Regions from separate parts of the Homo sapiens genome. Here regions 2 and 3 are each linked to region 1. A link is a loop called in an ENCODE intact Hi-C map of the cell type or tissue named here. Cell type or tissue: endothelial cell of umbilical vein. All regions are shown on one strand. Region 1 has its middle 180 kb from the start of MC4R. Region 2 has its middle 62 kb from the start of PMAIP1. Region 3 overlaps CPLX4 (complexin 4).

Region 1 (8,000 bases):
CTTAGTTTGAATGAGACAAGCAGTTTTTTTGTCTTATGCCAAAAAATGGATTTATAATTTTCATTAGAATCATAAAGTGTTAAGTATATTTAATTAATGGAAATATGTGATAGAAAATATCCAGAAAAAAACTGCGGAATTTCAAATAATACAAATACATTGTTTAAGATTAAATATACAATAATCTTTAGAATACATAAATTTAACTTTAAATGGCAACATTTCAATAAACAAAGAGAAGGTAAGTAGCCATTTTTTTTCATTTATTTTACAATTCAACGTACATGCACTTAAGTAAAAATATTTAAAAATATAAAAATCAGATAATGCTTGGTTTATAACATTTTGTTATCAAAATTAAATTTTATAAATAAAATGTTATAATTTTCACATGTGGACTTTTCCTTAATTTCTAAAATTATACATGTAGGTTATGTTGTTTTTGTAGTTTAACCAATATTGAAATCTATAAAAAGAGTATTCTCTCTATAATTTCACCTCCTTGGAATTTGCTGTTTGATTTCTAAATAAACAATTTCTTCTATTTTCATTAAAATGCACTCATTTTCAGTCTGGCGTGTGGGCTCACACCTGTAATCCCAGCACTTTGGGAGGCCAAGGAGGGCGGATCACCTGAGGTCAGGAGTTAGAGACCAGTCTGGCCAACATGGTGAAACCCCGTCTTTACTAAAATACAAAAATTGCCTGGGTGTAGTAGTGGGCGCCTGTAATCCTAGCTACTCGGGAGGCTGAGGCACAAGAATCACTTGAACCCAGGAAGCAGAGGTTGCAGTGAGGCGAGATCATGCCACTGCACTCCAGCCTGTACCACAGAGCGAGACTTTGTCTCAGAAAGGAAAAAAAAAAAGCACTTATTTTCTTTTGTATTTCCTTTCTGTTTTCAAAGATATCTCTTACTCGAAATGCTTAGAGTACAACTTTTTTTTTGTCTTTCATATCGCTAATATTAACGAGAGTGATGTACATGGTGTATTTTTAAATGATTCCTTTTTAAAAATTATGTAATATTAAATGATAATTGAGCTACCACTAATTATGTAACCAATTTCACTTGCTGGATGAGGAGGTGTTTCTCATTTCTTGCCACTAGAAACATTTGTAACAGATGCCCTATAGATTTTGCACAGTGGAAAGGCATTATGTCCCTAGATATTTTTAACTGCAAATATTCTTTAGAGTACAAAGAAACAGAAAGAATGCGTAAGCCCAGTTTGAACTATAAAAACCAGGCAGGAGCAACAACAATCTCTCATGGAATCCAAGAATAAAAAATCTGTAGAATAGAAATAACTATAGTAATTGTATACATTTTGAGTGCTGATAGATACTATGCTATTTCCCAAAAACTGTAAAAATGAACAACAATGCGTAAGAAAAATCTAGTTACTTGGGAACAGAAAATGTGGCATGAAAAAGAGTAACAGGAAATGGCACTAAGTTTTATCACACGTATACTATGTACCAGTTACTTTCACTTAAATGAACAAGTTTAGTGTTCACAATGACCTTGGAGTTTATTCTCAGGAGGATGATACAGTCCACATTTTGGAGATGAGATAACTGCTCTAGGAAAGTTTTAAATTATTTCACAGGCCATGAGTAGTAGAAATGAGTTCTAACTCATTTCTGTCTGACTCTTAAGGCTTCCTCTTCCAAGGATTGATTCTGAGTTACTATTTGTAAAGGCTAATAAGGCTATATTTAAGATTTATAGTTTTACATTAAATGGGATGACCATACATCTTGCATGTCCAGGACAGTTCTGGTTTATGCCTGTCATAGTTTTTAATAGTGTCCCTTTCATTCTCAAAGTGTTTAAATAAAAGGTGAAATATTTGTCTTACTTAAAGAGGACCTTCCCAGGTAAATTTCCAGGGTACGAGGCCACTTACCTGATGAGAGAAGAGACTGTCACCAGGTGTGATCACAGAGGAAGAGTAAGGGGTGCCAAAAACAGAAATGTACGAATTCTGTTCCTGTTCCACTTTACTAAGTGTGTCTATTTCCTCCTGGGCTTGTGCCTTTGATTGGGAAGGGATTTTTTTTTTTTTTCCATTTTTTAGACGGAGTCTCACTCTGTCGCCAGGCTGGAGTGCAGTGGCTCAATGGCGTGATCTCGGCTCACTGCACCCTCTGACTCCCTGGTTCAAGCGATTCTCCTGCCTCAGCCTCCCGAGTAGCTGGGACTACAGGCAAGTGCCACCACGCCCAGCTAATTTTTGTATTTTCAGTAGAGACGGGGTTTCACCATGTTGGCCAGGATAGTCTTGATCTCCTGACCTCGTGATCCGCCGGCCTCGGTCTCCCAAGGGAAGGGATTTTACCTAAGCCTGAGATAAAGAAAAACTGGTCTGGGTTCTGGGGCTTTTGGACTTAGCCTACATGAGTGTAGCTCTCAGGTGTCTGGCAAGAGGTTGACACATCCTCACAAATAACTGTAGAGGATGATAGAACATGCTCTGTGGGAGAAATAAAAGAGAAATGATTGATTTCAGTGGAGCAAGAGAGAAGCTGTAGTTTATAGGTACCAGATGACTGGGAGCGATTGGGAATTTGTGCTGAATATTAATAGTTTGGTAGAATTTTGACTTGAGAAGGAACAGAGTTAAGAACACTCATCTCATTCAAAGGAGGACACTAGATTTCAAATATCTGCATCAAAAAATGAGTATTATGAACAAATTGAGGCCAATACATGCCATCCCCAGAATGGAAAAATGTATATCACCAAACTCTTTATAAATCTCGCCTACTGATTGTGTTAATAATTTGTTTTTTATACAGTTTTTATTATTTTCTAGTTGACAAATAAAAATTATATATATTATTTACAACATGTTTAAAAATATAAATACATTGTGAAATGGCTAAATCAAGCTAATTAACATATGCGTTACTGCACATGCCTATCATTTTTCACCTTAAAAAGGCATAGAAGCAGATAATGGAATGGTGGTTATCAGTGGCTTCAAAAAGAGAGGGGAGTGCCGGGCGCAGGCCTCACGCCTGTAATCTGAGCACTTCGGGAGGCCGAGGCAGGCAGATCAAGAGGTCAAGAGATCAAGACTATCCTGGCCAACATGGTGAAACCCATCTCTACTAAAAATACAAACATTAGCTGGGCGTGGTGACATGCTCCTGTAATCCCAGCTACTCGGGAGGCTGAGGCAGGAGAATCGCTTGAACCTGGGAGGCGGAGGTTGCAGTGAGCCGAGATCGCGCCACTGCACTTCAGCCTGGGAGACAGAGTGAGACTGTCTCAAAAAAAAAAAAAAAAAAAAAAAGAGGGGAGATTTGAATGTGTTGATCAAAGGGTACAAAATTTCAGACGGGAGGAATAAATTCAAAAGTCCTGTTGTACAACATGGTGACTGTAGCAATAATAACATATTTCATTCTTAAAAATTTCTAAGGAAGTGGATTTCAGGTTTTCTCATGACAAAATAATTTTATTATTTCACTATCCTGTTAAAAAAAATCCCTTTAAAAGTGATAATCTGATTTTCCTAAAATACACTGTAAGAGGAAAAAACAGTGTTTTGAATATCAAATTGTCAAAAAACACTTGATTTTTCTAGTCTAGTAAACAAAGTGAAAGCAACTGATTCTACTGAGTTAATTTCTTGAATTTCATCATCTGTAAGCTTCTTACACAGGATTGTAAATACAATAGCGCCCTCTATGGCTCATTCTCTGTGCAGAATTCCAGCATTTGAAACGAAGAAGGCAAAATTGTTCTTAGATTTATGACTGTTCTCAAAATAAAAAAGTAGTTATATAATCTTTTAATCTAAATTATGTAAATCTGAATATGTAATACTTTTAAAATAAATATATTTTCTGGTCTCCTAAGAAAATGAATGTCATAAATAGGGTCCTGGAAAAATTTTAAGGTGTATACATTACATTTAAATATTATTTAGATATTTCCAAAACTGCATTTGAATTACAAAAACAATTGGAGTTCTCTTCTTTAAAAATGTAATCTCTAAAGTTTGTCATGTGCTTAGAACTAATGGAACTAGATTTTCAGAAAGGTTCCTCTGATATTAAAATCTTTCTCTCTGAAACCAAGTCACTCTCCAGTTGCCAGCTGCTATTAGTACTCATTACTTAATATCTTAATCTATTTAGAAATACCATTCTTTTCTGGATGATTTCTCCTAGTAAAAGTGACATAGCTGTTTCATTTGACAGACTCCATTTTTTTAACAACAAATGTACTTCAAATATTTTGATTTTAAAGGATTTTGATGTGTGATTAAGAGACATGTTAAGCAAAACCAATTCAGTTAGTTCCGAACTTGGTGAATTTTCATTGTGGCCGAATCTATATGTATCAACAGTTTCCATTAGATGTGAGACTTTTTTCTCAGCTTTAGAGACATTGTTTTCATAGCAAAACCTTCAATTCTTACAGAAGCAGTTCAGAGGCGTAAATGAATTTAGGAAAACAAAAAGAGATAATGGATTCACTCCAGATTATTATTATTAAGTGCTTAATATATATCACTGCTTCTCTGGGAACTGGAGCCACAGAAGTGAATAAGCTTAGAACATCATAGCTCTCATGGGGAGGTGAGAGGGGGGTGTCCAGACAATCAACAGATCAAGAATGAAATTGATTTTGTACTTTCCAATACTTTTGAGTGTCCTGAGGAGTTCAAACATAGTGGCATGACAGAGAATGATGGGGTTAGGATAGTTGGGAGTAGGCACTTTAGATTGGATGCTGTTAGAAGACAATTCTGAGATGAGGAGATAGAAATACTCAGTGTTACATCAGGACTATTAGTGTGGAATTATTTCAGTATAATTTTTGTTATTCTCTGCTCCACAGGATAAAAGCCAGGAAGCAGTGGACACCGATATGAGGAAAACTTAAGATTATAAATGGTTGTTATTTTTAATATTTTACCATTGGATTTAACATTTAATAATTCTTTGGAGACATATAGATTTTAAAAAGGAAAGAAAAAAACAAATGCCAACATTTACTGCCTTTTTTTTTTTTTTTTTTTTTTGACATGGAGTCTCTCACTCTGTCTCCAAGGCTGGAGTGCAGTGGTGTGATCTCGGCTCACTGTAACCTCCGACTCCCAGGTTCAAGTGATTCTCCTGTGTCAACCTCCAGAGTAGCTGGGACTACAGGTGCATGCCACTATGCCCAGCTAATTTTTGTATTTTTAGTAGACACAGGGTTTCACCATATGGGTCAAGCTGGTCTTGAACTCCTGACCTTGTGATGTGCCCACATTGGCCTCCCAAAGTGCTGGGATTACAGGCGTGAGCCATGGCACCCGGTCTCATTTACTGCTTTTTGAAGAGTTGAACTAATTAAATACTCTGAAAGTGAAAGTATCAGATTTCTCCCATTGGAATCTAATATAACATGACTCTCAAAATTTTTTAAAGTATAAATCTAACCCTGAATACTTATTCTTTTGTCCATGAAAGATTATCAAATATTTTATTTACCTTGTACATATAAATTAATAAAAGTAAAGATACAATATGTGAAACCACATACATATTTAACAAAAGCAAGTGCAGACTATTACTGTGGAGAAAATGGAAGCAATGTGAGCCTATGGTTTGCTTGGTTTCCTGCTTAGAGGTGATCTGAATTGCAGACATAGGAAGAAAGCACTTAAACATTGCTCAGAAACTTCACTAAATAAAAGAGAAGGAAATTAGTGTTTGGGGAAGCTGAGGTAGCTAGAAATCTTGACAAGGAGTCTCACGATAGAGTGAGGTGCTCAGCAGAAAAAAAAAATAAAGAAATCTGCATAAATTCTCTGGGAGTAGTAGGCCATACATACGTAACTTGAAACTGCACCAGGATAGACAAAGAACTCACACAGGGTAGAGAAATATTTGAGGTCCCACCAGCTGAAGTGGAGAATACATAGTGATCATTTAGTATTTAGTTATAGTGTTGATTATATTTAGAACGATGGCTACTCTAAACCTGCCCTACCAAAGCTTTAAAAACAGATCCCAAAGGCATCAAACTAATACACAAGTAGATTAATGATCCAAAAAAACAAAACCAGACATTCCGTAAAGAAAACAAAAATGTAATATTCAGAACATCTTGGATCCAATTATTACTGGACATCCTAGGAAACAGAAAAATATAACTCAGGCCGGGCGTGGTGGCTCATGCCTGTAATACCAGCACTTTGGGAGGCCCAGGTGGGTAGATCACAAGGTCAGGAGTTCAAGACCAGCCTGACCAACATGGTGACACCCCATCTCTACTAAAAATACAAAAATTAGCTGGGTGTGGTGGCACGCCTGTAGTCCCAGCTACTCAGGAGGCTGAGGCAGGAGAATCGCTTGAACCCGGGAGGCGGAGGTTGCAGTGAGCTGAGATCACACCACTGCACTCCAGCCAGGGTGAAAGAGCAAGACTCCGTCTCAAAAAAATAAATAAATAAAATAAATAAATATAAATAAATAAAAAATATATAAATAAATATTTTTAAAATATATATTGTATATATTATATTCTCTCTCTCTCTATATATATATACACACACACACACACAACCCAAAGCTGAAAGAAAAACAGGTCAATAGAAATAGACCCAGAAATGAAAGATATGCATATGTGTCTATTAAGGGAGCTATTTAAGTAATTCAAGTATTTTAAGAAAAGAGTGAATGATGATGACAATGGCAGTGGCTGCTGCCATCATGACAGCTGCAACAGGAAAGCGCGGCTGGGGCTGCACACTCCATGGAGCCATTGGGAGCCCTGCCCCTTCTGAGTTGGGACAGGAGCTCCCCTGCCAATGCAGCTGCCCAAACTGCAGCTGCAGACCCAGGCTTCCTTCTCTATGCAGCAAGCAGGAGCCCTGCCTTCCTGGGTGGGGCCACAGCCGCCCAAATTACAGCTGTGGATCTGAGCCTCCCTGTGCTCTTGGGGGAGCTGGGAACAGGCAGGATCTGCCTTCCTGGGTGCAGCTGCAGCCATGGCATCCTCAGCTGCAGACCTGGGCCTCTTGCTCCAGGAAGCAGGCAGGAGCTGGGGACAAGTGGGAGCCCTGCATCTTCCAAGGTGGCCGGGTAGGAGCTCCTGGGTGGAGCTGCGGCTGTCCTCCCCGGTGCAGGACCCTGGCATCTCTGCAGCCTGCACCTTCGGGCACCCCAGTAAGGCCCTTGCTGTCCCTGCAGGCTTACATATCGGATCCTACTATCTGGCCTCTCTCCACTCCCAGCATCCTCTCCGATTTCGGAGTGGGGTTGGGGCTAAGCCCCGGGGCCATGAATGGCAACAGGTGGCAGACAGAGTCCTGGGCAGAAGGGGGCAGAGTCCCCAGTACGGCCCCACCCTTAGGCCAGGGAGGGCCTGAAGACTGGGGCTGGGCTTCCAGTCCCAAGGACTGGAGTGGGAACTCATGGTACCTCTTCTGGACCCACTTATGGCTGCCCATGGATCAATCTGCACACACTTCCTCCCTTCTGAGGTGCATAAAGGCCCTGGGCTCAGCCAGAGCAGGGCAGAGGATGGCCAGAGGATAAGGAGAGCAGAGGATAGAGAGACTGTTGGAGTACCCTCTCCCCTGATAGCTGGAGGAGATGGAATGTGCAGCTGCAGAGAATAGTACCCTCTCTGCTGACAGCAGCAGCTGCAGTGGAGAGCTTCAGAGACCTGCAGCGACATCTGAATTACTTGCCTGTAGAGAGGAGCCACCCTCTCCAGGGCCTCCTCCCTGCTGAGAGCTGAACACTCAAGAGGAGAACCTGCCTACAGAGAGGAGCTACCCACTCCTCTGAGCCATTCTAAGACTAAATAAAACTCTTCTTCTTCACCCTTCACTTGTCTGTGTACGTCATTCTTCCTGGACACAGGACAAGAACTCAGGCAAAGGCACTGTGGCCACAGAGGTTTCCAGCTAGAAAAATTGACACCCTAGTGATCCTATAACAATGAGTAGAAAAATGAAAGCTATATGGATCAACTGAAATTT
Region 2 (8,000 bases), 710 kb before region 1:
GTTTGTTTGCATTGTGACGTTTTGCATTTTAGAAAAGTCCATAAAAGGACTCAGGTAATATTAACTATCTTGATTTTCACTTAAATCACTTGATTTAAGTGATTATCCTTGATCAGTCAGGATGAACCACTTCTAGGTGGCCTGTTAATTTAAATAAAAGATGCAGGTGGTCTAGACCAGCAGCTCCCGCCCCCCAATCTGTGCTCACTAGTCACCAGACACACAGAGTCAGAACAGTGAGAGACTGTTTTGAATAGTTACCACAAAGCATCTCAAACTTCATCATCCTCAAATGAAAGATCAAATTGGTCTTTTCATAAAAGTGAAAGAGAACAGTATTTAGTGTTACAAAGAACCCTGGCAACTAATGACAGCATTCTAAAATGAACAATCATTAAAGAAATGAAAATTTCAGAAAAATTTGCATCTTCACCCATGTGACTGCAGTGGAAATGTTACACCGGGTGATGGTATTTGTTAAAATACGTTTGTGTCTTCCCATATTCAGTTTGATTCAATATGATATTTTCTTGGAGTTTCTGGGGGCATCACCGGTACCCAGAATTCTTGGAAAGGCAGTGGGTGTCTGGCTGGCACTGCCTGTCACCCCCCTCCCCAACCCAGCACTAGTCTCCCTGCCTGTCTTTTCACATCAAGAATTAAGCAAAATCTAGCATCCTGATGTAATTTAGGAACAAGCTGTTATTTTTTTCTCCCTTAGTCAATAATGTTGTATTGTTTTAGAATTAGAATATCTTTTACAATCTCATTGTAACTCAATCTAATCTTCATTTAAATTAAAAGTAAATTTGCAAAGCAAAAGGAACAATAGTAACCTGCTCAAATCATTTAGACCAATGAGACACTTGAGAAGATCAACAGGGATTTGGGTGGGGGATAGAGGAGGCAAAAACAAGCTGGTTGGCTTGTTCTCATTTCGTTTTGGCATATGGCATTTTCCCAGATGCAACGCTGGGTTTACCAGGTGGGACAGTTTAACTGGAATTTCAGTTCACCGCCAAAATGTTGTATCCTGGTGCTGAAAGGGGACATGAGGAAACTTTTTTGGAGTGGTGGCAATATTGAATATTTCCATATCTGATACCTTGATTCTGGTGACACCTATATGACTATTTGTCAAAATTCACGGAGCTGTACACATTAAAAAGTGAAGTTTATTAAATATGTTATTGAATGTAAATGTTAAACCTGATTTAAAATAAAATAAAATTTTATTAAAATGAAAAAGAAGATACCATATTAGTAATTTCACAGGTCAAATGCAGCCAATTTGAGTAAAATCATTTTGCTCTCTTTTGAAAGGGCATTGAGGTTTTTGTTTGTTTGTTTGTTTTAATACTTTACCTCTATTCTATTTTGTTATCAAGTCTCTTCCAGGGAATATCATTTCAGAGGCTGCAAACTTGAGTTTACTATAGAATCCTTGTGAAATGATCTCATTCTTTATTTTAAAAAATTGTATCTTAGGTCCAAAACCAGAGGTAAGAGGGATCTTGAAAATAACCCACAGTTATACAGAAAACCGTCTGAAAACATAGCCTTATCCTAGACTATTTTATCTAGTTCACCTCTTAACACATTCCTTAGAGCGGTAATCACTTATGTTTTTGCTTTCAATTTCTTGAGCTGTAAAATGTAGGGTGGATTGGATTAGCCTTATTTATGCCACTCAGATTGCTAGTAGTAGCTGCTTGGAAGTACCATGCAGAGAGATGCACAGTGATCTGCCTTCCATGGGCACGGGCTTCAGGGAGCAGAATGCGGGGAAGGGGTGACACCTGACACCTATTTGCTATCTCCACTCTCCTCAAGGCCGTCAGCTCCACAGGGATTGGGTCCTGTTAGTTTTATTTCCTTCTGTATCCTCAGTTCTTAGCACAAGGGAATTCCAAGGGTGTTCAGTAACTCATGTTACAAATGAATGATGATTTGTAAGGTGCTTTTTGGCTCCAAAGATCTGAAGGTTGAAACTGTGACAGGCAGTGGGCCTCAAGTCAGGGCACAGCTTGTCCCTAAATAGTGAGTTATTTTTGAAGCGTCCCTAGAGATCTCTGACACACAGACCCTTCTCACTACCTCTTTAGGTTCTTTTTCACTAGCTGCAGATTTAGATTGTAAATAAAATACAGCTGGGGGCCGGACATGGTGGCTCACGCCTGTAATCCCAGCACTCTAGGACGCCGAGGCGGGCGGATCACTAGAGGTCAGGAGTTCGAGACCAGCCTGGCCAACACGTCGCTACTAAAAATACAAAAATTAGCCGGTCGTGGTGGCATGCATCTGTAATCCCAGCTAGTTAGGAGGCTGAGGCAGGAGAATTGCTTGGACCCGGGAGGTAGAGCTTGCAGTGAGCCGAAATTGTGCCACTACACTCCAGCCCAGGCAACAGAGCAAGATTCTCTAAAATAAAATAAAAGGAATAATTATTTATTCAAAAAATATGAAAAGAAGATAAAAATTACTTGTGATTCAATCATCTAGGGGTAGCCACTGTGAACATTCTAACGTCCATTCTTTCAAATGTCTTCCTGTGTGTGTATACATATATACATATCTACATAAGCACACACAGACCCTCATTTGTGTAAGTGGAATTATAATATTCATACAATTCCATTATCTTCTATTTTTACTCAACAATTTATTAATGGTCAATTAATATAGCTCTGTAATATTCCATTGTATGGATGAGCCGTATTTATTTAATCAGTTCTTTATTTGGGAACATTGGTTGTTTTCAAATTCTTATCCTTTAAACTCTGAATACTCTCCTACTTATATGTTTTGTTTCTTGATAAACACATTCTTCACATAAACTCCCAATGGTGGGATTACGCCGTCAACAGTACTAACATATCACCTTTTGAAACCGAATGGCAAAGTGTCCTCCTGAAAAGTTATTCCTCTTTGTTCTACCAGTAATCATGCTTGTGTGCTCATTTTTAATATGACTCTCTTGGGTTTAGGTAATTTTTATTTTATTTATTTTTATTAATTTTTTTTTTTTTGAGACGGAGTCTCACTCTGTCGCCTAGGCTGGAGTGCAGTGGCGCCATCTTGGCTCACTGCAAGCTCCGCCTCCCGGGTTCACGACGTTCTCAGGTCTCAGCCTCCAAAGTTGCTGGGACTACAGGCGCCCGCCACCACGCCTGGCTATTTTTTGGTATTTTTAGTAGAGACGGGGTTTTACCATGTTGGCCAGGCTGGTCTTGAACTCCTGACCTCGTGATCCGCCCGCCTCGGCCTCCCAAAGTGCTGGGATTACAGGCGTGAGCCACAGCGCCAGGCCTGGTTTTGATAATATTTTAAATTATGCCAATAAGTAAAAATAAAAACAAAAACCAATCGAAAAAACCTCACTATTTGTGAGGGTCCCATCTTGTTTTGTTCCGATGAGTTGAGTGATCTCATCATGTCCGCCAGGTGCTTAGGAGACTGGATATCTCTTTTGCAGCTCTAGTTTTATACTATGAAGGGGGTACTTTTCGGTTCCTAGGTGTATTGCACAAAAGCCTTTTCTCCACTTTGGCTACTGACACTATTTTGCCACTAGAGGGCGATGAGGCTGCAGAAACATAATCCTAAATTGAGCCACTCAATTAACAGGGAGGCGCTGTTAATAATCAGGCTGGGACAACAGGCCTAATGGAGGACGAGCGTTAGAGCCCACGGATCACAATTAGCACATTACTATGGTTGTCCTGCTTTGAGATGTGGTTTAGAATGATAAGCAGGAATATCTCTGTCTAGATTTATAGTATCTGGGTAATCTTTAGAGATGTTCTAATAACCTCAAAAATTTCTCAAAACAGGTAGGACACGATGGGTCATGCCTGTTAATCCCAGAGCTTTCGGAGGCTGAGGTGGGAGGATCACTTGAGGTCAGGAGTTCGAGACCATCCTGGCCAACATAGTGAAACCCCGTCTCTCCTAAAAATACAAAAATTAGCCGGGCGTGGTGGTGGGCACCTGTAATCCCAGCTAGTTGGGAGGCTGAGGCGGGAGAATTGCTTGAATCCAGGAGGTGGAGATTGCAGTGAGCCGAGATTGTGCCATTGCACTCCAGCCTGGCCCACAGAGTGAGACTCCATCTCAAAAAAAAAAAAAAAAAAAAAAAAAATTAAGTACGTTGCAGATAGCATATTGTTTCTACATCAAGTCCAAAGTAATATTTTAGTTAATCGCAATTTGCCACCTAAGAGACAGAAACTCAGTGTAAAAAGACAATCTACTATAATAAGAAAATGTAGGCCGGGTGCAATGGCTCATGCCAGCACTTTGGGAGAGCAAGGCAGGCAGAATGCTTGAGCCCAGGGGTTTGAGACCAGCATGGCCAACATGGCAAAACTCCATCTCTACAAAAAATACAAAACTTCTCAGCAAACTATTGCAAGGACAAAAAACCAAACACCGCATGTTCCCACTCATAGGTGGGAATTGAACAACGAGAACACATGGACACAGGAAGGGGAACATCACACTCCGGGGACTGTTGTGGGGTGGGGGGAGAGGGGAGGGATAGCATTAGGAGATATACCTAATGCTAAATGACGACTTAATGGGTGCAGCACACCAACATGGCACATGTATACATACGTAACTAACCTGCACATTGTGCACATGTACCCTAAAACTTAAAGTATAATAATAATAAAATAAAATAAAAAAATACAAAACTTAGCAGGACATGGTGATGGGTGCCTGTAATCCCAGCTACTCAGGAGGCTGAGTCTGGAGACTTGCCTGAAGCAGAAAGGTGGAGGTTGCAGCGAGCCAAGATGGCGCCACTGCACTCCAGCCTGGGCAACAGATCCAGACCCTATCTTGAAAAAAATAAAAAAGTAGATTCCAGTTTTTTAAACTAGTAGGTGTGTCCTTACAAGGCTGCTAAGCTACTGTGTTCAGCAGAGCCCTTTCTCCATTAAGATGTCTTGACTGCATCTCCTGTCTACCTGAGGATGGATACACTGCCTCCTTCATTCCTCCTCCCAAAAGGCACTGAATAAAAAGTGTTTCCCCTAGCTTCCTTTCCAGAGACTTGGATCAGATGAACACATCCAATAAAGAAAAAAACACTCTTAATTTTTTTTTTTTCTTGTGGAGACAGGGGTCTCTCTATGTTCCCCAGGTGGGCCTCCAACTCCCGGCCTTAAGTGATCCTCCCACCTAGGCCTGCTAAGTGCTGGGATTACAGGTGTGAGTCACCATGCCCAGCCAAAAAAATTCTCTTTGACACTAAGTCCCCCAACACCTCTAGTCACACTCTCCTGCTTTCTTTCCCTCTCTTCCGACAAAACAAACTTCTTAATTATTAACCCAGCAGAGGTGGAGCCCAACTCCCACCTTCACTTCTTAGTGAGTGGCACTTAAACCACAACTAAGCAGGGATGAGATTTTCCCAAACTGATAACTGCCCTCCCAAACAAATCTACATTGACATCATAAATACAGTACTAAGCATTTTATAAGCTTATATATAAGAACATACCTTATTTGAATTGGTGCTAAACTGGGGAGAGGAGAATGCGAGTGGGAACTTGCTCCACATGCAGTGATGAAGCCTGTTCTATGCACCAGCCACAGGTTCTAGGGGCTGGGAAAACAGCAGGGAATAAATGGAATAAATCTAAGTCTTGCCATTGTGTTGCTTAACATTCTCGTGTGGAATATAGACAATAAAACAGTTGACCAATACAAGGTGGGGAGTGACAAGGGCCAGGAAGAAGAATCAAACACAGAAGAGCAGAGAGGGCAATGGAGAGAGCTACTTTGGGTAGGGTAGGGGGAATGTGAACAGAGGTCTGGTTGCAGAAGGGAGGGAGCTACCTGGAGACAGAGGAAGCATATTCCATGTACAGGCCTTAGGGCTGGAATATCTCTGGTAAGTTGAAGAACAATGAGGCCAGAGTGGCTGGAGAGGAGAGAGAGAGAGAGAAGGAAAACGTTGGAGGGTAACTAGGAGCAAGGTTCTGCAAGGTCTTGTTGACCATGGCAGGAATTTGGGGTTTTGCTCCAAGTGTGATGGGAAGCGTGGGAGGGTTGAGAGTGAAGGAGTGGCATGATCTGATTTATGTAATAAAAAAATCACTTGAGTGGCTGTGTGGTATGAAGGAGAAAAATAAACAAACGTGCATTGCATACCTTGTGCTGATAACGAACTATGAATGAAAAGAAGGATTAACTCAATTCTGAGCCTGAAGTTCATGAAAGAATAAAAAAGGAAGGAAAGGGGGGGAAAAGGAAAAACAAAATGTATTCCTATAAACTATTCTCCATCCCATGAGACAACTGTCCATCATTTCTCTATGGATTTTCTCAAACACTTCATAATTCTGCCCCCAGTGTTGGATTTGGGTATGATTGGAAGTATCAGTAAAAATGTATTATATAGATATAATGAGCTCTGTCCACTAAAATGGCCTAGACGCAATAATAACCCAGTGGCAATTAGCAAACTAGGCACCTAGCTCTCACTCTCTAAACACAACAACTTCCCTATTAAAAGGAATTAGGGGAAAAAAGAAATTAGGCATCTTTGAGGATATGGCTGATTTCTAGAATATCTGCTTATGCCAGAAAACAGTGAGCTGTGGTTGAAGACTGATGGAGATGTGGGAGAGGAAAAGGTTGAAAGGGATCCCACTGGCCAGATTTGGGACAATTAGGGCATCAGAGAGAATCACGGCAGTGATGGTACTAACATTTTAATTTTTTTTTTTAAATAAACAAGCAGTTAAGTAAGTAGATGGCAGATAGTGGGAACCAGGTTCCACCCTGTTGGAGGAGGAGGTTACATATGAACAAGGAGAGGCTAGAATGATCCGTGTGGTCCTGGATTGGAGTTGGAGATGCTGTGAACTCATGTTTAGCTTATATACACACAGTGATTCCACGTAGAAATTCTTAAAGATGGGTGTGTGTGCTCAGGTTCACGTACACACATATGTTTCTTTGCTTTTTCAGGGGAGATGGCCCAGAAGTAATGACATTCCAGGAGCAATAGGCACACCTAGCACCCCGATCTTGGTTTCTGTCTAGTGTACCCCAGTAAAAGGAAACAGAGGTCCTTGAAGAACTGGCTGACTCTAGGGCCAGGGCAGAAAATACACATGAAGGGGCCAGGTGCGGTGGCTCACGCCTGTAATCCCAGCACGTTGGGAGACCGAGGTGGGCAGATCACTTGAGGCCAGGAGTTTGAGACCCGCCTGGCCAACATGACGAAACCCCGTCTCTACTGAAAAATACAAAGAATTAGCCAGGTATGGTGACTCTGTCCCCCTCCCCCGCCCCCAAAAAAGAAAACATACACAAAGAGCCTAGAGCATCTTGTAGTGCCAAAAAGTAAGGACACACTTAAAGGAAAAAACTAACCAAAAATACTGCAATGACAGGGTTGTGCCAGAGGGACGCAGGAATCAGCTGAAAAGCTCCCAATGGCCAAGCTGGAGCAATTTGGGATTTTGGGGATTTTTTTTTTTTTTTTTTTTGACACAGGGTCTTACTCTATAGCCCAGGCTGGAGTGCAGAAGCACGATTACAGCTCACTGCAGCCTCCATCTCCTGGGCTCCAGCCATTCTCCTGCCTCAGCCTCCCAAGTAGCTGGAACTACACATGTGGGCCACCTCACTTGGCTAATTTTCTTTTTGTATTTTTTTCTTTCTTTTTTTTTTTTTTTTTTTTTTGAGATGGAGTCTCGCTCTGTCCCCCAGGCTGGAGTGCAGTGGCGCAATTTTGGCTCACTGTAACCTCCGCCTCCTGGGCTCAAGCGATTCTCCTGCCTCAGCCTCCCGAGTAGCTGGGATTACAGGCACGTGCCACCGTGCCCAGCTAATTTTTGTATTTTTAGTAGGGACGGGGTTTCACCATGCCAGGCTGGTCTTAAACTCCTGACCTCATGATCCACCCGCCTTGGCCTCTCAAAGTGCTGGGAATACGGGCGTGAGCCACTGCACCCCGCCTTTTGTGCTTTTTGTAGAGA
Region 3 (8,000 bases), 1.2 Mb before region 1:
GCCTTCCCACCGCCTGGCCACCAGAAACAGCTGCTCAGAAAGCAGGAGGTTTCGGTGTCTCAGACCCTGCTGGGCAGCCCCAAGAGCTCCTAATCTGAAGGGGTCTGGCAAAGGAAGGTTCACACAATCATCTTTGTTATTTTTTTTAAGAGGCAAATTTTACATTCAACTGTAATGGAGCTTTCAATGTGACACATTTAAAGAAAACTCTGTTAAGTTTCTCCTATATGCATCTTTATTCGAAATGAATGGTGCCCTTAATACGGCAGACAAACACCAGGTGTAACTAAATCATATAGCTCAGCAGGGGTCACAACATTATTTTTCAATGACTAACCTAGATTGACAATTCTGTTAATAGGATTAGGGTTCATTGTGGAACTGTTTTCTCTTATTAATTTAGCTTGACTTACATATACATTTTAAATTGGCCAGGGAGAGGAACACATTTGCTTTTAGAAAGAATCTTGTAGCTTTATTTAAAACATATTGCTTCCTCTACTTGAAGAAATATGGTGTTTTAATTATAAAACAAGGAAACCTTTGTGTTTTATACAAAACTACAATATCCAATCTGGACTAGTTATTTTCATAAAATTGTATTTTACTGTAACTCTAATGGCAGGTAAATTCTTTCTGTTGTGTTGACACTTTGTTCTTTGGGCATTTTATTTTATTTTATTTTATTGAGATGGAGTCTCACTCTGCTGCCAGGCTGGAGTGCAGTGGCACAATCTCGGCTCACTGCAACCTCCAACTCTCTGGTTCAAGCGATTCTCCTGCCTCAGCCTCCCGAGTAGCTGGGATTACAGGCATGCGCCACCATGCCCAGCTAATTTTTGTATTTTTAGTAGAGACGGGGTTTCACCATGTTGGCCAGGATCGTCTCGATCTCCTGACCTCGTGATCTGCCCACCTCGGCTTCCCAAAGTGCTGGGATTACAGGGGTGAGCCACTGCGCCCGGCCGGGCATTTTTCTTTCTTTTCTTTTTCCCCAATAACATCCATTTACTCAACAATCAGTGTGTGTGTGTGTGTGTGTGTGTGTGTGTGTGTGTGTGTGTGCAATTTTCTATATCTCAGGCACCTTGCTAGGCACTGAGCACAGAGATTTAAAAGTCGGTCCCTTTTTAAAAGGAGCACACAGTAGGTGCAGATATTTAGGGTCATAAGATGATGTAGGAGACATGGACTCAAGATATATGGGGACATGGAGGAGGATGACCCAATCCAGAACTAGGTAGAGGGAGGGAGATCATGGAAGGCCCTGGAAGAAGTGGCACTGACCAGAGTCTTACAGAAAGCAAAGGCCACAGGGAGCAGGGAACGAAGCAGGAGGAAGTGCTAGTCCAGGCAGGGAGTAGTAGCAAGAGGTGAGGCTGGAGAGACAGGAGCCATATCATGGCATACAGGACAAGGAGTTCGGATTTTATTCTAAAAGACATAGTGGCTTTAAACAAACAAACAAACAAACAAACAAAAAACAGGAAAGAAACAGGATCAGATTTGCATTTTAGAAACCTCAGTATGGAGGGGGACAAGACTCCAAGTAGAAAAGCTATGGTGAATTGAGAACTCTGAATTAAGATGACTTGGCGATTTACTGGACGTGCAGCTGGAGCAGGGAGGGAAGAGGCAATGGTGACATCTGGTAGCCAGCCTGGGAGATGATGGGCTTGTCGGGAGAGCCACCCATGGAAGTGGAGCCTATAGGAGGAGCAGGTTTATGGGGAGAATGAGCAAGTGAGTTTTGGATATGAGCTGGTTCTACCTGTGAAGTGTCCAAGGAAAGGTGGCTGCAGTTATGAAATTTCGGGAGATGTGGTCTGGAGGTATAGATTTGAGAATCATCAACATGTAGGTGGTAGCAAAAAGCAATGGCAAGGTGCAGCCCTCGAGGACAATGTGCAGGCTCGAGTGAGAAGAAGAGCCAGCCAAGGGGGCACCCCGGAATATCCCACAATTTGCAGGCAGACAGAGAAAGATAACTCATAAAGAAGAAGCAGTACGAGAACAGGAACCAGAGGGTGATGTCTGCAAGCTGAGGAGAGAGAGGGCTTTAAGGAAGAAGAGATCACCAGTGCTAGAAGAAACAAAGAGGCCCCAAGAGAAATTAAGGGAACCACTTACTGTATTTAGACAGACCCTGAACATCTGGAAGAAGAAGGTTTCAGCAGAGCAGTGAGAACTAGTCATTTAAGGGAAGACACCTAAAAAGCCATGTTTACTCAGAAAGTACTGTTTCCTTGTTTTAGATGGGAGAGATTTGACCTCCTTTATTAAGGAGAGGCCAATCAAGAAGGAGAAACTGAAGATACAGGATGTGGAATAATTAGTGGTGTGCGATCCAAATCTAACGTGAGCATCATGGATGACTTTAGGCATTTTAAGTCCTCTGATGACCTATAATTTGACAACTAGAGGAAATCGACATAATCTGGATATGTGTACACGAACATTATAATGACTGGTATAGATACATATACATATACATACTTACTGCAGATTACTGCAATTTGATTACTGCCCTTATTTAATTACTTATCTGATTACCAAAATTAACAATGGTCACCAAAAGACATTGGTATAGCAAATAGTATTGTCACTAACAATTAATAAACTTGAGACCCAAGACCTTTTATTGTTTATCTAGAGGGCTATGGCTTATGTTGCTCCTTTTCAAAGAGTCTACATTTGCTTTTCCCTGTCAGCAATAGAGTGAAACTCTTTTTCAGAGGAAACACCAGCCAAATAATTTCTTTAGAAAATACAGTTCTAATTCCAAAATGTGACATAGTTATCCTCATTAGACCTGACAGCTCCCGGGAAGACATTTTCTCAAATCTGCTCCCCGTCGGGCCTTGGTCAGGGGAAGGGTCTAGAACTGAATCCTGCTGTTATGTAACCGCTGTGGTGGTGACCCTGGGGAATTGTGAATGAGGCACCCAGGGGGTCATCCCTCATTAGCTGGAGGACATGTTAAATTCGTCCAATTCCCTGTGGGCTGTTAATACTATTACTATGAATGCTTACCCAATATGGGCTTTAGAAGATGGCACAGGTTAAGTATTCTGCAAACCTGGCAGGGAGGGGACGGTTATTAGGAACCCACTAGAGTCCCAGTGACCCCTGCTTTCTGTCTTGTGCCGTTTTCTTTGTCAGACAGTCTGTTCAGTTCTAAAGTCTACCACCAGGAATCTGATGCCCAGTTTAGAGGGATATGAGGAGAAGGGGGCACGAAAAAGTCCTGGATGAAGAGTAAGGAGGCTTGAGTCTCCATTTGTCACAGCAAGCTTTGTGACCTTCGGAACGTCCCTACATTTACATGATCCTTATGGTTATGTATTGAGTGCACACATATGGTATGTGCTTTTCCGGATGTAAAAAAATAAGTCTATTGAAAAGAGAAACAGCACTCAGACACTGGTGTCGAGGAGCCAAAGTACTGTGGTCATCCAGGAACCTGAACCTGTTCTAGGAAAAGAACTTAGAAGGTTGGAGGGAAGTGATGGTTGGCATGTTCCTCAGATGACCTTGGAAGCCAAGCCCCAAAGAGGGGACTTATAAGGACTTGGGAATCTGTTGCTCTGTTTCCCTCCGAATACAGCAGTTCCTTTGGTTCAGCCCTCGGTCAGCCCTCCCCTGGCCTCAGTAAGAGCCAGCACTGGCAGGCCTGCCTCTCCTCTCCTTCCCTCCAGTTCTTTGGACAGAGCACCATGCCTTGGGCTTGTCAATCACATCTCTTAGTGACCCAGATGGGCACTGTCTGGCCTTCCAGGGTCTCCTTGCTCCTTAATGAAGCATCTAGGAGACAAAACCCTACACCTCGCATCCCCACTGTGTTTTTCTGATTTTTTTTTTTTTTTTGAAATGGAGTCTTGCTCTGTCGCCCAGGCTGGAGTGCAGTGGCCCAATCTCGGCTCACTGCAGCCTCTGCATCCCGGGTTCCAGCAATTCCCCTGCCTTAGCCTCCTGGGTAGCTGGGATTACAGGGGTCCGCCACCATGGCCGGCTAATTTTTTTTGCCCGGCTAATTTTTTTTTTTTTGTATTTGTAGTAGAGACGGGGTTTCACCATGTTGGCCAGGCTGGTTTTGAACTCTTGACCTCAGGTGATCCGCCCGCCTCGGCCTCTCAATGTGCTGGGATTACAGGCGTGAGCCACCGCGTCCGGCCTCTCTCTAAGGATGGCTTTCTAAAGGTTCCATTACGGAGTTTCCTCTGCGTAATCAGAGACAGACTTTAGGTACCTACAGTTCAATAACAACCAGCAGCTAAGCCACTGGGTAAGTTGGCTGAATTCAGTATTAGAATAAAAAGCATGGCACTGGAGGCCTGGGGCATGATTCTGCCCCCCATAAGCTTCATTTATTCAGTCATCTCTCAAGGCCGAAGATTCCAATTCCTTCAGCCCGCCCTCGATTGCTGTCGTTTCAGAATCTCTCTGCAGCCTGGTCACTGCGGAGACAGCGGAAACTCGGCTGTTTGCGAGCTCCCTCTCCCGTTATGCCATGGGAGGATAGAAAACGCACGATCTGGTCCTTAATAACAAAATAGTAAGGCTTTTTTTTTTTCCTTTTCTTTCTTTCTTTGTTGTTGTTTTGTTTTCCCCCCCATCCCATCCAATGACCTATCAAGACTTTTTTTTTTTTTTTTTTTAAGTCACCTCTAGAAATTGGTTTCTGCCCCTCCCTGGTCCTGCCACCACCCGCAGCCCGGGTTCCGCCTCCCGCGGGTGCCAGTGGCCGCGGCGCTAGGAACACCAGGGGGCGCCGGCGTCGAGGATTCGGGGCCCGCGCTGGCGACCGCTGCGCCCTCCTTGCTCCAGCCAGGATCTGGCTTGGACGGGAGCGGCTGTTCTGCATAGCCTGGGCAGACGTTAGCCTGGGAAACGTGTCTGTCCCCCGCAGCCTCTTTTTCGCCACATGGGCCATCGAAGGGTCCCTGTACCCAGAGCCTCGTCAGTGCGGGGACGCGGGCGGGAGGGTAACGTGCGACAAGTGACAGCGCGGGAGGCAGAGGAGGCGCCCAAGGGTGGGGCTGGTTTGCAAGCGCAAAGTGTTGCACTGGGGTAGGGGAAGTTAGCCACAGCTGGTGATAACTGGACTAAGTGGAATACGATCCAGCTGATTTTTTAAACTTTTAAATTTTAGTTTTTAAACTGCTCCTTGCAGAGCAGGGCAGTCTGCCCAGAGTAGCCGATTTTTCTTATCATATAGTTTTATTAGGTGCTATTTTTATAGCTAGCTACACGGGATTAGAATTTCCATGTGCTTTACAAAAAGCAGGCAATTGTATTATTGGTATTTGTAGTATCTTCCATACCATAGGCACGGTTTTGAAACATTGTGTGTAGAATCCATTGTTACAAATGCAACCAAATATAAAAACGCCCTTGGAGGAGGGGGTCCCCACCTGGAAGTAAACTGCAATGAATGATGGTGTGTACAATGTTCTCAAGTGAAATTCTTATCTGTTTGTTTGGATTGTATTTGGAATTTAGACAGCTACTTGCAGATCTAGGGTCAAACCGTTAGACAACACAGGAGAAATAATATGCTCCCATTTTTTTAAGCCACGTGGAATTCAAAACTGCCCTAAAATTTTGGGGAACAGCTCAAAATATTAAGAGTAGAAAGAGGCCGGGCGCAGTGGCTCACGCCTATAATCCCAGCACTTAGGGAGGCCGAGGTGGGCGGATCACAAGGTCAGGAGATCGAGACCATCCTGGTTAACACGGTGAAACCCCGTGTCTACTAAAAATACAAAAAATTAGCCAGGAGTGGTGGTGGGCGCCTGTAGTCCCAGCTACTCGGGAGACTGAGGCAGGAGAATGGGGTGAACCCAGGAGGCAGAGCTTGCAGTGAGGGGAGATCATGCCACTGCACTCCAGCCTGGGTGACAGAGTGAGACTCTGTGTCAAAAAAAAAAAAAAAAAAAAGAAAAAGAAAAAAAGAGTAGAAAGAACAAATGCCTTGAAAGGAGGAGCCCTGTTGAAGTCCTTTTGTGAACAAGCTGCTCTTTTTCATGGTTGTGGGGCCTGAGTTCCAGTCCTAAGTCTGTCACAGGAGATGTGGCTTATTGCAAAGCTACTTAACCCTCCTGGGCTGCAGTTATCTCAGGTGTAAAATGACGCAGTGGTATGAGATTATTAGATGAGCTTTATGGTCTCTTTCATGGTCTATGAGAAAATCAGGTGGGGTCTCAAATGCATTATGCATTTGAAACAGCTGTAGAAAAGGGGCTATATGAACATCAGTAAGCCATGCAATGAAAGACACTGGTGGGCTCTACTGTTATTTATCAACATCCTTCATGTCGGTCCCTCCCCCTAGCTGGCTTTAGAGAGCAGTAGCCTATGCAGGTATAGCCACAATCATTCTCCAGAGAGGACCTGGATTTGTGCATTTCATGGCTATCATTTTTTCCTCTTTCCATAGTTTCTGTTGGAAAGGCTCTTGTTTCAAAAGATACCCTGGCACAGAGATTTAAGAATTATTTTTCTTGGAAGAGTACTTAAACCTTACTGCTAAGCCTAAGGGTGTTCACCCCTGAAGATCTGGAAGTCAGCAAGACTGCTGATTTACCATTAGTGGAGAAACAGATAAAAGGCTTGGGGCCTTGAGGCTCAGGAACCTCCATTGTTGCATTGATTACACACCTAAGGACTGGCGGTCCTCAAGACCCCTGGTTGTTATTATCAGGAAATAAGACTTTTGTGCCCAGAGATCATAATGTCAATAATAAGAGCTCTATTGTCAGGCGTTGTACTAGGTCCTTTATATTACATTATCTCAGACAAAGATCCTATGAAGTTAGGTACTTCAGCCCTCATTTTATAGATGAGGATACTGAGGCTCAGATTTTTTTTTCTATTGCTGCTGCATAAATTAAGAGACTCAGATATTTTTAAAAACCATGTGATATTGCATCACAGAGCTACAACGGAACCCCAATTCTCCCTAGATCCCTACAGAAGAATAACAGTTGCCAAAAATAAATCTGTAAAAAGCCCTACATTCTGGACGATGCACACCCAGCCAATCGTGTGTGTGTGTGTGTGTGTGTGTGTGTGTGTGTGTGTGTGTGTGAAATTTCTGCTTCATCCCAACAAGTTGATGATGCTTTAATCAGATGGCCCAAGAGCAGAGGCCAGGGGCTTCAGCGCAGTAGCATGAATCCGACTCAATCTTCCTGCCTAGGGCGAGACCACATTGCTAAAGTGAGCCAATGACATCCAGGGAGTTTCAGGAAATTCACCAGACAATGAAAGTGGAAAGGACAGTGTTTAGAAGTGCTTCACTCTTCCAAAATGCAAGCACAGTGAGGAAAAGTTATTAAACCTGAACGGGGCTGGGGGTAGGAAAAGCAAGGCATTCTTTTCCAAGTTCATTGGTTGTGAATGAAATGAGCTTACATTTTATTGTGGGTTTTCCTTCCCTTATTAAGAACAGAACCCAGGTTCCTTGGGCACCTTAGGGATCAACCTCTACCATGTTTAAGTCTTTGGTGATTTCATCAGTGACCTTGCATAGACAGTGGCTTCTCCCTTGTCTAGTGCTTGTAGTTTCTAAAATCAGCTTTTTCTGGGATCTGCTGGGGATCCATGGAAGGAATTGGTTTAGCAGCACTTTCTAGACCACCCAGACTTGGAGATGGCTCTCATACTTGGGATCATGCCCTTTGGAGGGATCTTTTACTTTGGCTTCTCCAGATGGAAGATGTTCTTTAAGGGATGGCGCATCTTTGGAATATGAAATTGAATAACCAGCTCAGAAGGTGAAGGTGGAGTCATTTAGTCAGGTAGACAGGTAGTGAAGGTGGAGTCAGGTGGTATGAGTCAGAGTAGCAAAGTGATGGGCCCTCTGTCACTACTGGATGCAAGCCCTGGAATAGTACCTCCAAGACGTGTTCCACAACATGTCAACGCATTCCCTTCCCACCAGGAGACCAACGACTCACTCGACCACAGCCTACAGCAGTCACCCTCAGCCAGTGCTG

Evidence for each region. Hi-C counts contacts between places; a loop is a spot of excess contacts. Peaks named below come from ENCODE experiments on the same cell type or tissue, not always from the same donor. Only the 100,000 strongest peaks of a DNase experiment are listed, where the experiment ranks them.
Region 2: it touches region 1 in a loop (17-fold over the local background); 50 of 110 quality-filtered maps call a loop at or near these places.
Region 3: it touches region 1 in a loop (9-fold over the local background); 4 of 110 quality-filtered maps call a loop at or near these places.

The regions. Positions count from the first base shown.
Region 1 is chr18:60,545,848-60,553,847 of GRCh38, forward strand. No RefSeq gene overlaps it. Among named protein-coding and RNA genes, the nearest start is that of MC4R, 180 kb to the left of the region's middle. RefSeq lists an enhancer at 7,149-7,648. In endothelial cell of umbilical vein, a CTCF peak has its summit at 3,718; a DNase peak (open chromatin) is centred at 3,694.
Region 2 is chr18:59,834,132-59,842,131 of GRCh38, forward strand. No RefSeq gene overlaps it. Among named protein-coding and RNA genes, the nearest start is that of PMAIP1, 62 kb to the right of the region's middle. In endothelial cell of umbilical vein, a CTCF peak has its summit at 3,573 (motif pointing right); a DNase peak (open chromatin) is centred at 3,590; H3K27me3 peaks cover 829 bases.
Region 3 is chr18:59,303,903-59,311,902 of GRCh38, forward strand. All of the region lies in intron 2 of CPLX4 (complexin 4), which reads right to left. Among named protein-coding and RNA genes, the nearest start is that of CPLX4, 11 kb to the right of the region's middle. RefSeq lists silencers at 4,789-4,858, 4,909-4,958, 4,999-5,058, 7,855-8,000. In endothelial cell of umbilical vein, a CTCF peak has its summit at 4,745 (motif pointing right); a DNase peak (open chromatin) is centred at 4,789; H3K27me3 peaks cover 1,150 bases.